Linked DNA regions of Homo sapiens: regions 1, 3 and 4 are each linked to region 2. The links are chromatin contacts, found by Hi-C or POLR2A ChIA-PET in ENCODE. All regions are on one chromosome and are shown on one strand. Each heading gives the region's core, a stretch centred on a gene start or an enhancer-like site at or near the end of the contact. The rest is flanking DNA. Distances are from core to core; before and after follow the strand shown. Region 1 holds the start of TBRG4 (transforming growth factor beta regulator 4). Region 2 has its middle 14 kb from the start of LINC02902. Region 3 holds the start of VWC2 (von Willebrand factor C domain containing 2). Region 4 holds the start of FIGNL1 (fidgetin like 1).

Region 1 (2,717 bases), core at 7-2,506, 2.6 Mb before region 2:
CAGATCACGAGGTCAGGAGATCGAGACCATCCTGGCTAACACGGTGAAACACCGTCTCTACTAAAAATACAAAAAAATTAGCCGGGCGTGGTGGCGGGCACCTGTAGTCCCAGCTACTAGGGAGGGTGAGGCAGAGCTTGAAGTGAGCCGAGATCGCGCCACTGCACTCCAGCCTGGGTGGCAGAGCGAGACTCTGTCACAAAAAAAAAAAAAAAGAAAAAAAATTCTATCAGCTAGTCTAGCTCCCTACGGTGATTACATGATCCAGGGAAGACATGCGACAAGGGCAAGATAAAACGTTCACCTAGGCCTCATTTCTGCCAAAGCAGAATGTACGTTTGATCTTTCTCCACTTCCTGGAACTTGGTATATGGCCAGCACATTTTCTTTTTATATGAGGGGATTAAAGCAGCTGTAAAAAGCTTAGTCTAACTCCACTTAAAGAAAAAAAAAAAGAGAGAGAGATCAGAGAGTCGGAGTATTTGCCCAAACGCAACATCTACCACTTCCTGAGCCTAAGCACAGTGTAGAAATCTTTCCGACTTATTTTTTTGAGACGGAGTCTCGCTCTGTCGCCCAGACTGGAGTGCAATGCTGCGATCTCGAGTCACTGCAACCTCAGCCTCCCGGATTCAAGCGATTCTCCTGCCTCAGCCTCCCAAATAGCTGGGACTACAGGCCCGCGCCACCACACCTGGCTAATTTTTGTATTTTTAGTAGAGACAGGGTTTCACCATGACCTCAAGTGATCCACCCGTCTCGGCCTCCCAAAGTGCTGGGATTACCGGAGTGAGCCACCGCGCCCGGCCGCCTTTCCAATTTTTTAAGAGCCCTAAGAGCAGTTTAGCCGAGTAAACGGAAGCCCAGGAGCCAGACTTGAGTTTAGGCAAACAGCAATCCAAAACTTTAGTTCTAAAATGCAGAGAGAAAACAACTTGCACTAAGTCACGAAAACTGGCTCGCTGGGGTCATGGACGGTCAACAGGGGCGGCGTCTTCCAGGCCTGGCCGCGCGGGCTAGAGAGGAAGCGTGCGCACTGGCAAGCCAGCACGGAACGAGCAGACGGCCAGGCCCACGGCATCCCACCGCGTCCCAGCCTGCTCCCCAGTTCCACCGCATCCCAGGACCTTCCCAGCCACGCCTGTGTTGTGCACTCGAAACCCACGATCAGCCGCCCCTTCTCCCCGTGCCACAAGACCTACGCAGCGAGCACCACCGCTGACCTCCATCCGCCGCCCTAACTGTCCCCGGAACCATGAGGTGCGCGGCGCGCTTCCCTACGTCACTCGGAGCGCCGGCGGAAACGAGACGAGCCTCGCCCCGCACGTCCGGAAGCCACGCCTCCAGCTTCCGGCCACACCTTTCGGCGGGTGACATCTTTGCTGAGGGCTCAAGCGGAGCGATAGGTCATGGGAAACTTAGAAAAGATAAAGAACCTAGGAAGAAAGGCTTCGGTTGCCCCCCGACCAGTACGCCATCCTCATACGGAGTGCGGGAGACGACCCTTTGTTGTCGGTGCTGTCACCCTATCCCTCCCTGCTTGCGTAGGCGTAGGAGAGTTCCTAGGGCGGTGGAAGACTGGGCTGGTGGAGTGGGATAGGCGACGTTGAGGCCTGTGGGGGCTGGGAGGACGAGTGAGTGGAGACTGGGGAACTCCAGAGCGCCCACTTGCAGCTGGATTTTTATGTGCAATTTTCCTGATTTTTAAATAGTGGTGTTTAATTACAAAGTAAAGTGCAGGATAGCCCAAACGAAATGTATCTGAGGTCTATATATGGACTTGATTAATTTTTACTTCCTGCACAGCCTTTTATTTTCTGTGGAGTTAATAATTACTTGGCTACGCACGGTGGCTCACGCCTGTAATCCCAGGCCTCGGTGGGCGGATCACTTGAGTTCAGGAGTTCGAGACCAGCTTGGCCAACATGGCGAAACCCCGTCTCTACTAAAAATACAAAAAAATTAGCCGGGCGTGGTAGGGCGCACCTGTAGTCCCAGCTACTAGGGAGGCTGAGGCATGAGAATCGCTTGAATCCGGGAGGTGGAGGTTGCAGTGAGCAGCGATCTTGCCACTGCACTCAGCCTGGTTGACAGAGCAAGACTCTGTCGCAAAAAACAAAACAAAAAACATAAAAATAAATAATTACGTTTGTTTGTGTTTGTAAACTAAAAATAAAATTGTAAGCCCCCCAAGCACTGAACGGACCTCCTCTTAGCCAAGGAGACCCCAGAGAAACCTTAAAAACTGAGTTCCCAGCCATTCTGGAAAGGGAGGTTGAACACCCCTTGTTAAAGTAGAGATCATAAGACTAACAGACTTTGTGGTAGTAAGATACCAAATTATAAACAAGACCTAAGGCCGTGCAAGGCAAGGGTTAAGTCAAGCTTGCAGACCATCAATCTTGCTGAAGAGGTCTTTTTTGACCCAGTGTATTGTGGCTGATTCTGGCATACTATCTTAAACATTCTTTTCTGCTGACTCCAAATTTTACACAGAGCCTCACTCTTTTAACCAGTTGCAAATTAAAAAATCTCTTGGTCAAGCTGGCTGAGGTGGGAGGATCACTTGAGGCCAAGAGTTCAAGACTAGCCTGGGCAACATAGGGAGACCCTATCTACCCCTACCAAGAGATCTATCTATCTATCTATCAATCAATCATATATCGTGTATATATCTATGTATTTGAGTCCACATATAACTTGTAAACCCCCCACAT
Region 2 (2,700 bases), core at 54-2,553:
TTCACTGTGCAGTTGTTGAGTGCCTAATGTACACCAGCAACAATTCAGGCCCTTGGGGTGCAGCAATAGGAGATGCTCCTGGAGCCAAGAGGATACCGACGGATCCCCTCCAGGCCAAGTAGTACCTGCAGCTAGGTCCATTCAACTAAACCAGATGAGTGTCATCTAGGTCTGTTTGTCCCTAGGGCATAGCAGATGCTCAATAAATACTTGCTTAATGAATAAAAGTCTCCTAATAAAAATAGTAGTAGGAGCCAACATCATTATTGAGTGCTTCTCTGTATCAGGCATTGTTCTAAACTTCACATGAACTCAATCTTCTTAACAGCTTTCATGATGAAGGCCGTAGGATCCCAACTTTACCAGTGAGAAAACAGAGGCATGGAAAGCTAGAGGAATTCAGCAAAGGTTATGTAGGAACTATCTTAAGGAGTGTGGGAGTGAATTCCAAACCTAGCGTGCTTTATCCCGGGCTTGGGTCTGCCCTCGAACCACAGGAGGTAGAAAAAAGGGCACACAGTCTTCATTTTCCGAGGATGTCATAGCAGGTGCTGCAGGCTGGGTGGCTGAACCCTCAGAAATGAATTTCCTCGCAGTCCTGGAGGCAGCAAGGCAGAGACTAAGGTGTTGGCAGGTTTGGTTTCTCCTGAGGCATCTCTCCTCGGATGGTAGATAGCTGTCTCCTCCCTCTTCCCTAAGGATGTGTGTGTAAGCCTGTGTCCCAATCTCCTCTTGTTATAAGGACACCAGTCATTGGATTAAGGCCCACCGTAATGCCTCATTTTACCTTAATTTCCTGGTAAAGGCCCTATCTCCAAAGAAGGTCACATCCTGAGATTCTGGTTAGGACTTCAGTCTTGGAATTTTGGGTAACACAATTCAGCTGGTGACATTGACACAGCCTGGGGCTGCCCAGTTTTCCCAGAAGGGGCAGCAGGAATGGGTCAAAAACCCATCACTCATCAAGAAAAACCAGTTCATGTGTTGAGGAACCGTCTTGTCTGCCGTCCTTCAGAATGAGTGCGCAGTTGTTTTGCTGTTTTCTTGGGAACCAGCTGTGGAACACTGCGCTTCCCTTTCCTTTCTTTTCAAGAACCTTGGTGCCCACCTGGCCTCCTGGAGGACACCTTTGTGCAGAGGCTGCCAGAGATGGAACATAGAGATGGGGGAGGGGAGCAGGTGATGCTGGCCCCTGTTGAAAGAAAGTGGGCAAGAGCAGGGGTAGTTATTTCTCCTCTTACAGAAAGGGCTTGCTGAGTTAGGCTTCATGTGGCATTGTGTTCTTTTGAACGTCACTTAAGGCATACATGAAGCGTGTGCACATGACACAGCCCAGTGGAGCCAGGGAGTGACTCAGCCTGCTGCCCAACACCCACTGCAAGTTGTTCCTGTGGCTGCCTCTAGCTGTTCCCCAATCTGAAATTTGTTTTTCGTTTTCCTTCACTTAAAAAAACTTGTTGGCCGGGCTCGGTGGCTCACACCTGTCATCTCAGCACTTTGAAAGGCCAACGAGGGAGGACTGCTTGAGCCCAGGAGTTTGAGACCAGCCTGGGCAACATAGAGAGACCCTGTCTCTACTAAAAGATAAAAATAAAACAATTAGCCGGCCACGGTGGTGCATGCCTGTGGTCTCAGCTACTGGGGAAGCTGAGGTGGGAGGACGGCTCAAGTCCGGGAGGTTGCGATTACAGTGAGCCATGATCTCGCCACTGTACTCCAGCCTGGGCAACAAAGTGAGATCTTTTCTCAAAAAAAAAAAAAAGTTGTAACATGCGTGTATCCCCAAACAATAAATTGCTTAGTCAGGCTTATGTGGGACTTTCTAGAAATGCTATCACACTTTGTGTTGACTTCTGAGCCTTGCTTTTTTCCCTTCAAGTTTATGTTCCTTTCCCAAGGCTCTCCCAGGCCCAAGGGTCTCTCACGCTCTGTAAAACCTGTGCTCAAAGCTTCTCCCCTGAGGCTGTGGGCAGAGACTGGGTGATACTGAAGTAATACAAGTTCTCAGGAAAGATCCTTTTTTTTTTTTTTTTTTTTTTTTTACACCAGGCCAGGCCCAGATTGGGTATTTTTAATATGTAAAAACAAGACTGGGTGTGGTGGCTCACACCTGTAATCCCAGCACTTTGGGAGGCCGAGGCAGGTGGATTGCCTGAGGTCAGGAGTTTGAGACCAGCCTGGCCAACATGGTGAAACCCCGTCCCTACTAAAAATACAAAAAAATTAGCCAGGTGTGGTGGTTCATGCCTGTAATCCCAGCTACTCGGGAGGCACAAGGCAGGGGAAAATGCTTAAACCCAGGAGGTGGAGGTTGCAGTGAGCTGAGATCGCGCTACTGCACTCCACCTTGGGTGACAGAGTGAGACTCTACCTCAAAAAAAAAAAAAAAAAAAACCAAAAAACAAAACAAACAAAAAAACAAATATGTAAAAACAGGGAGGGCCCCAGTGTGCTTGTTAACATGCATATGAGAGCGCCAGTTTGCAAAGCAGGTACAGCCCAGGCGGGCACTGAGCAGGATTCACAGCTGGGTCCAGACGCCTTCGCTCCCCACAGATGACACCTGCAGCGAGACTCTGCTGACCTTGAACTTCAAGCTCTGTGCTTCCACTTTTGACATTCATTTGTTTCTTAGCCTAAACTTGACACTTCCTTTTAGCAATATGCAAATTCAAGGCTGTCACAGCACAGCATCTGGAA
Region 3 (2,724 bases), core at 35-2,534, 2.1 Mb after region 2:
GCCAGGCGCGGTGGCTCACCAGCATTTTGGGAGACCGAGGCAGGAGGATCACGAGGTCCGGAGATCGAGACCATCATGTCCAACATGGTGAAACCCCGTCTCACTAAAAATACAAAAACAAAATTAGCTGGGGGTGATGGCGGACGACTGTAGTCCCAGCTACTCAGGAGGCTGAGGCGGCAGAAAGGCATGAACCCGGGAATCGAGCTTGCAGTAAGTGGAGATCGCGCCACTGCGCTCCAGGCTAGGCCACAGAGCGAGACTCCGTCTGAAAAAAAAAAAAAAGAGAGAGAGAGAGAGAAAGAAATCCTCCATCCAGCCCTGTTGGTTGTGTATGTGTTGGAGGGGGTGGAGGGGCAGCCTTCTCAGGCTTTCAAGGAGGGCTCCCTAGCACCTCAGCTAAGATTTGTTTGTCTATACTATTAAAAGATAGACATAACTGTGTCCCAAACCAGCCTCCCCAGTTCCCACCAGCCAGAGCGCCTGACCTTGCAGGGAAGCTTATCTGTTTACCGTCCGAGCACTTTCAGGGATTCTAAAATGCCGTGAGTGGGAACCACTGCCATGGGCCATTTCCATGAAAATTCAATTTCGGGGATTAATTTGAACAGGTACTATTGACGTTTTCTCGTTTACACAAGATCAAAGAGTAAAAACAACCGGGCCTCTGCTTAACAGTTGAGGATTCTAGCAAAGTTAGGAAACAGGTTTCTATTTGTAGTAGAAGAGAGAGCAGGCAGAAAGAGGAAGATGGGAGCGGGGAGAGATTGGCAGAGATTCAGAAAGTTCGCGCTTGAGATTTTTACGTTTCTTACTCGTAAACGTCTATTTCTCTGGGTTTCTGAATGCAAAGACGAGAAAGTCTCAACAGTCTGCTAAACTAACACGGCCTTCGAATCCCAATCTGAACACAGTAGCTGAAACAAGCTGTCCACAAAGAGGAAAGCCAGAGGGGGCCAATTAGGAAGGAAGAAATTAAAGAAAAGAGAAAAGCCAAGATGAAAGGTCCAGCGCAAAGTGAATGACTCGACTGGAGAATGGCAGCCCTGGCAGGGTCTGCGGCCGGCTGCGGAGGTGGGGACGCGGCCGCGCGGACGAGTGACAGGTTGGTCCGGCGCAGCAAAGGGAGCGGGTGCGGCGGTAGGGCCTCTCCGGGGGCAGCGCGAGGGCCTCCCCCGGGGCAGCGCGGGCCAAGGCGGGGCCTCCAGAGCGGGGGCAGCAGAGGAGGGAGCGGAACGGGAGCCGGGCGGAGGCGGCTGCGGCAGGGGGAGGCGGGAGGCGGGCGCGCTAGCTCCCATGCTGGCCTCGGTGCCACTCGCGCGCCGGCCGCGCTCCGGGCTTCTCTTTTCCCTCCGACGCGCCACGGCTGCCCAGACATTCCGGCTGCCGGGTCTGGAGAGCTCCCCGAACCCCTCCGCGGAGAGGAGCGAGGCGGCGCCAGGGTGGCCCCCGGGGCGCGCTTGGTCTCGGAGAAGCGGGGACGAGGCCGGAGGATGAGCGACTGAGGGCGACGCGGGCACTGACGCGAGTTGGGGCCGCGACTACCGGCAGCTGACAGCGCGATGAGCGACTCCCCAGAGACGCCCTAGCCCGGTGTGCGCGCCAGGCGGAGCGCGCAGGTGGGGCTGGGCTGTTAGTGGTCCGCCCCACGCGGGTCGCCGGCCGGCCCAGGATGGGCGCTGGCAACCCGGGCCCGCGCCCGCCGCTGCTACCCCTGCGCCCGCTGCGAGCCCGGCGTCCGGCCCGCGCCCTGCGCTCATGTATGTAGGTTTGGCGCCGGTCTTCAGGGCTGAGGGTGCATGCTGGGTGTCCCCGCGCGGCCGGACGCGCTCCAGCTGGGTTCAGCCGCTCAGCTGCTCCGGAGGAACCCCCTCCCCCGCCCAAGTTTGTGAATATGGGCGCTTCGCCCAGTGTTGAGGTCGGCAGGGACCGGGCAGGGGGTCAGCAGGGCCGGGCACGTCCGGAGCCCTCAGGGAGGAGGGCTGAGGGGGAGGGGACAGACGCACCGGAGTGCGCAGAGTGGGGGCGTTCGGGGAGTGAGGCGGAGAGAGGCTGGATTGCCGGTGTCCTGCGGCGTCTCGGGCTCTCCCAGCCCCTTTGGGCGGCAGAAACTTTGGAATCCAGAAAGGCTGGCCGGGATCCAGCGAGTAGGAGGGTCTCGCGCCCACTCTGCGCCCTGGGGCCCCAGCCTCCCGCACTGCACACCTTGGTGCTGCCCGGGCGCTTCTGCTCCGCAGCCAGGACACTACAAGACTGAGCGCTGCGGCCGGCGACCTGGCTCCCAAGGCTCGGAGGGGCGGGCCGGCAGAGGAGCTGAAGCCCCGGGAATCCCCGACCCGGCCCTCTGGCAAGGGGCCGAGGGCATCCTTTCATGCAGCGGGGCTTAGAGAGCGGGGAGGGGGCGTCTGCTCCCGAGACGGGAGTCTTTTAAGAAGTTGTTAGAAATGAATCGTGGAGTCCTAGGAGAAGCTTTGTTTAACCTCCCCGCATTTTCCCAGCACAACCCCCTAAAGCAAATGAGGAAGAGTTTCCCTCTTATCTTCCTGTACATTCGTCCGTCTCTAACTCCACTGCTGAATTCTCCATTTAATAACCTTCGGGAAATGTGGCCAGGACCTAGGGAGGGACACCCTGGGTGCCTGAATTACGTGGTTCAAGGCAGAGCTTTGCAGGGGGGCGCGGGCCTGGCTCGCTGCGTTCCCTGGGCTCCGCAAGCCGCCCTTG
Region 4 (2,700 bases), core at 144-2,643, 2.8 Mb after region 2:
TTGATGTTAAACTCATTTATACAATACTAGAAATGAGAAACTGAAAGAAAGGTGACTCAGAAAACACTTGACACAAACTTTCACAATTAATATTATCATTCTCTTCCTCTCCATGGCTTCATTCCCCTTTATCATCTGTTATCCTGAAATTTCTACCATACCTCAGAGTTCTAGTCACTGTTCTCAGAATAAACCCCCTTCTCTTTTCCATCTTCACCTTTCCTTCAATATTCATCTTCCAAGTCTTACTTCTTCCTTTCAATTCAATCATTTAAATGGCAAATAAGGATAACCAAAAACTGGCCATCACCGATCAGTGACACAACCATTGTCTTGTTTACCATTTCCAAGTCAATTTAACCTTTATGGCCTTTCCTAGATCTAAAAAGTATGATTAATTAGCACTGTCATATGAACTGCATTTCAATCTTCTTTATTTTGCCAATGTTCTGATTATTTTAATAATGTCATTATCTGTCTTCCTAGACAGTTGGCTTCTGCAGGGAGGAATTGTTTTCCATTCCATTCACATTGTCTTAGTACCTAGAATACAGTGTCCTTTGGAATAATAGCTACTAAAATACTGACGGAGTGCCTACTCAGTACCAAGCACTGTGCAAGCCTTTCATAGGATTCTGTTCTTGATGCAAAACGGGAGTTAAGAGCACAGGGTCTGGAGCCAGGCTGCCTGCTTTCAAATCCTGGCTCTATCATCTGCCAGCAGTGACTGCAGGAAAATCTCTTAATGTCTTTCTGCCGGTTTTCACCTATAAAAGAAGCGCAGCAACATCACTGAGCTGACAAGGTATTTTAATTCTGCAAAGCACTAGACAGAGGACTCAGCACTTAGAAAATACTCTATAAAATACTGCTTCTTCTGATTCCTCACGATGACCCCTGAAAGGTATGAGCCCTTCTTTCTCATCACAGAGATTAAGAGCTTGCCTGGGTCACAGGGGAACTGACTGACCCCCGCTGTGGGCGCCCAGAGCCCCGCTGGGCCCAGTAAATGCCTGCGGTAAGCGGCCCCGCCCCCGGACAGGCTCTGCCAAAGGAAGCCGCCCGCAGACCTGGCCCCGAGCCTGCCGTCCACGCCGGGCCCCAGCTTCCTAATCCTGGATGAGTCTGGTTCTGGGCTAGCGGGTCAGCCACCCTCCCGCTAAGACAGAAGCAAAAGGGCACAGCCACTGCCTGGCTCCCGCCTCCCACGGCCTCCCGCGAAGTCACCGCCCCGCGACCCCCAGCATTCCAGAGGCACACGCCCGCCTCTCCCCTACGCCCCAACCCTGATGCTCCACAGGGGTCAGCAGCGCCCCTGCCCCGCCTCCCGTCACCGCATCCTACCTGCGGCTGGTGTGGGACGCTGGCAGCCTCCGAAAAGCGCGGGGACTGACGTGCGCCTGCGCGCTGCTGTCGCCCTCGGACTCGCGCCGTACGTGCGTGCGTGAGTGCGTGAGTGCGTGCGTGCGTGCGTTCGGCGCGCGGGGCGTGGGCGCGGCACCTGGGCCCGGGCACCGCCACCTAGGCCCTAGCTCCGACCAGTGGTGTTCTATAAACGCTTATTACATCATTGTGCATAGGCTTCATTTTTAAAAGTACTCCCAAATAAATACAAGGAGGCGATGGAAATTGAATGAAGATTCGAAGGATTCCCATAGAGCGTGGCTCACTTCCCCTCACCGGGACAGCGAGCGGCGGCTCACCTGGGAGAGCAAAGCGTGGCTCTCCTGCGCCCACCCGGGAGAGCAAACAATGGCTCACCTGCGCCCACCCGGGAGAGCAAGCGTGGCTCACCTGCGCCCACTCGGGAAAGCCAGCCGCCATCCTGTGCTGCAGGCAGGGAGCGGGCGGCGGGAGAGGAGCGGATCCACTTAGGTCAGCGGTTAAAACGTCGTTACAAGAGGCCACCCCGGCATCGCGGGGCCTGTGGCTGCGCCCCCTCTTGAATTCAGGCCTAGCACATCACCTCCGCCCCTCGCACCCTGCAGTCTGCGCTCCATACAGCACGTGAGCGGGTGCTCAGCAATGTTCCCTGGCTGAAAGAACCGCATAGAGTAGCATGCAAAAATGACATGCATGTTTAAGATAAAATAAGGGAGAGGACACCTGTTCTGACTGAGTCTGGCAACTCAGATCTCCCCGCAGCCAACATCTACATTCCTTTGGACAGCTGTCTGCTGTGTAGGGACACCTCCCTGGAACTTTGAAAAGCACCCCATCATTACCTTCCACTTTGTTCTGGAGCAAGGTTTCAAAAGAAGAGTGCCGTATTTTGATTAATTTAGTGAATTGGATTTTCAGACACAAGTAAGAGCATCCACTCAGTGGCCTCTGCAGTAAATAATGATATCAGATCACATAACAAGAAGACTGGAGGTTGGCGGGAAATCTGGACCTGGTGACTCAAAGAAGTCATGAAGGACCATCTCTCCATTCTGCCACCTTCTCGCCTGTGGATTTTCCTCCCCAGGCTTGTCACTTCATTGTCGAGAGATGCCCTCACAATCCAAGCCAGGCAGCCTCACATGACCAGATCTAAAACACAAAGAGGGAGCCAAACTGAGAAAGGACCTTTTCCCTCTGAACACTTCTCTCTTGGAAAAAGAAAATGTTTCCCAGAAAGCCTCATAGCCTTCCTCTTATATCTCCTTGACTAACTGGGACCCGGATCCCTGGATATCCTTTCCTGAGAAAGAGAGG

The links. A loop is a pair of places that touch in the nucleus more often than their neighbours do. ChIA-PET counts read pairs that join two places held with the same protein, here RNA polymerase II (POLR2A). Pooled maps may share reads with other maps.
Region 1: a loop to region 2 is called in a pooled map, with 8 times the contacts of the local background. The contact joins the promoter of TBRG4 here to the enhancer-like site in region 2. A Hi-C loop is called at or near these places in 2 of 50 pooled maps.
Region 3: a loop to region 2 is called in a pooled map, with 5 times the contacts of the local background. The contact joins the promoter of VWC2 here to the enhancer-like site in region 2. A Hi-C loop is called at or near these places in 2 of 37 single-sample maps with no recorded cell type and 2 of 50 pooled maps.
Region 4: a map with no recorded cell type shows a loop between it and region 2 (9-fold over the local background). The contact joins the promoter of FIGNL1 here to the enhancer-like site in region 2. A Hi-C loop is called at or near these places in 1 of 37 single-sample maps with no recorded cell type and 2 of 50 pooled maps. POLR2A ChIA-PET finds 5 or more read pairs at or near these places in 1 of 52 experiments (HEK293T).

What each region holds. Positions count from the first base shown.
Region 1 is chr7:45,110,441-45,113,157 of GRCh38, forward strand. TBRG4 (transforming growth factor beta regulator 4) reads right to left here and starts at 1,257. Exons shown (of 11, transcript NM_004749.4): 1 at 1,203-1,257. RefSeq lists enhancers at 956-1,665, 1,029-1,784.
Region 2 is chr7:47,668,333-47,671,032 of GRCh38, forward strand. No RefSeq gene overlaps it. Among named protein-coding and RNA genes, the nearest start is that of LINC02902, 14 kb to the left of the region's middle. Within about 2 kb of position 1,304, at least 19 of the 41 ENCODE cell types and tissues checked have a DNase peak (open chromatin) inside an H3K27ac peak, as active enhancers do.
Region 3 is chr7:49,772,354-49,775,077 of GRCh38, forward strand. VWC2 (von Willebrand factor C domain containing 2) reads left to right here and starts at 1,285. Exons shown (of 4, transcript NM_198570.5): 1 at 1,285-1,760.
Region 4 is chr7:50,448,957-50,451,656 of GRCh38, forward strand. FIGNL1 (fidgetin like 1) reads right to left here and starts at 1,394. Exons shown (of 4, transcript NM_001287492.4): 1 at 1,345-1,394; 2 at 162-767. RefSeq lists silencers at 915-1,209, 1,351-1,540.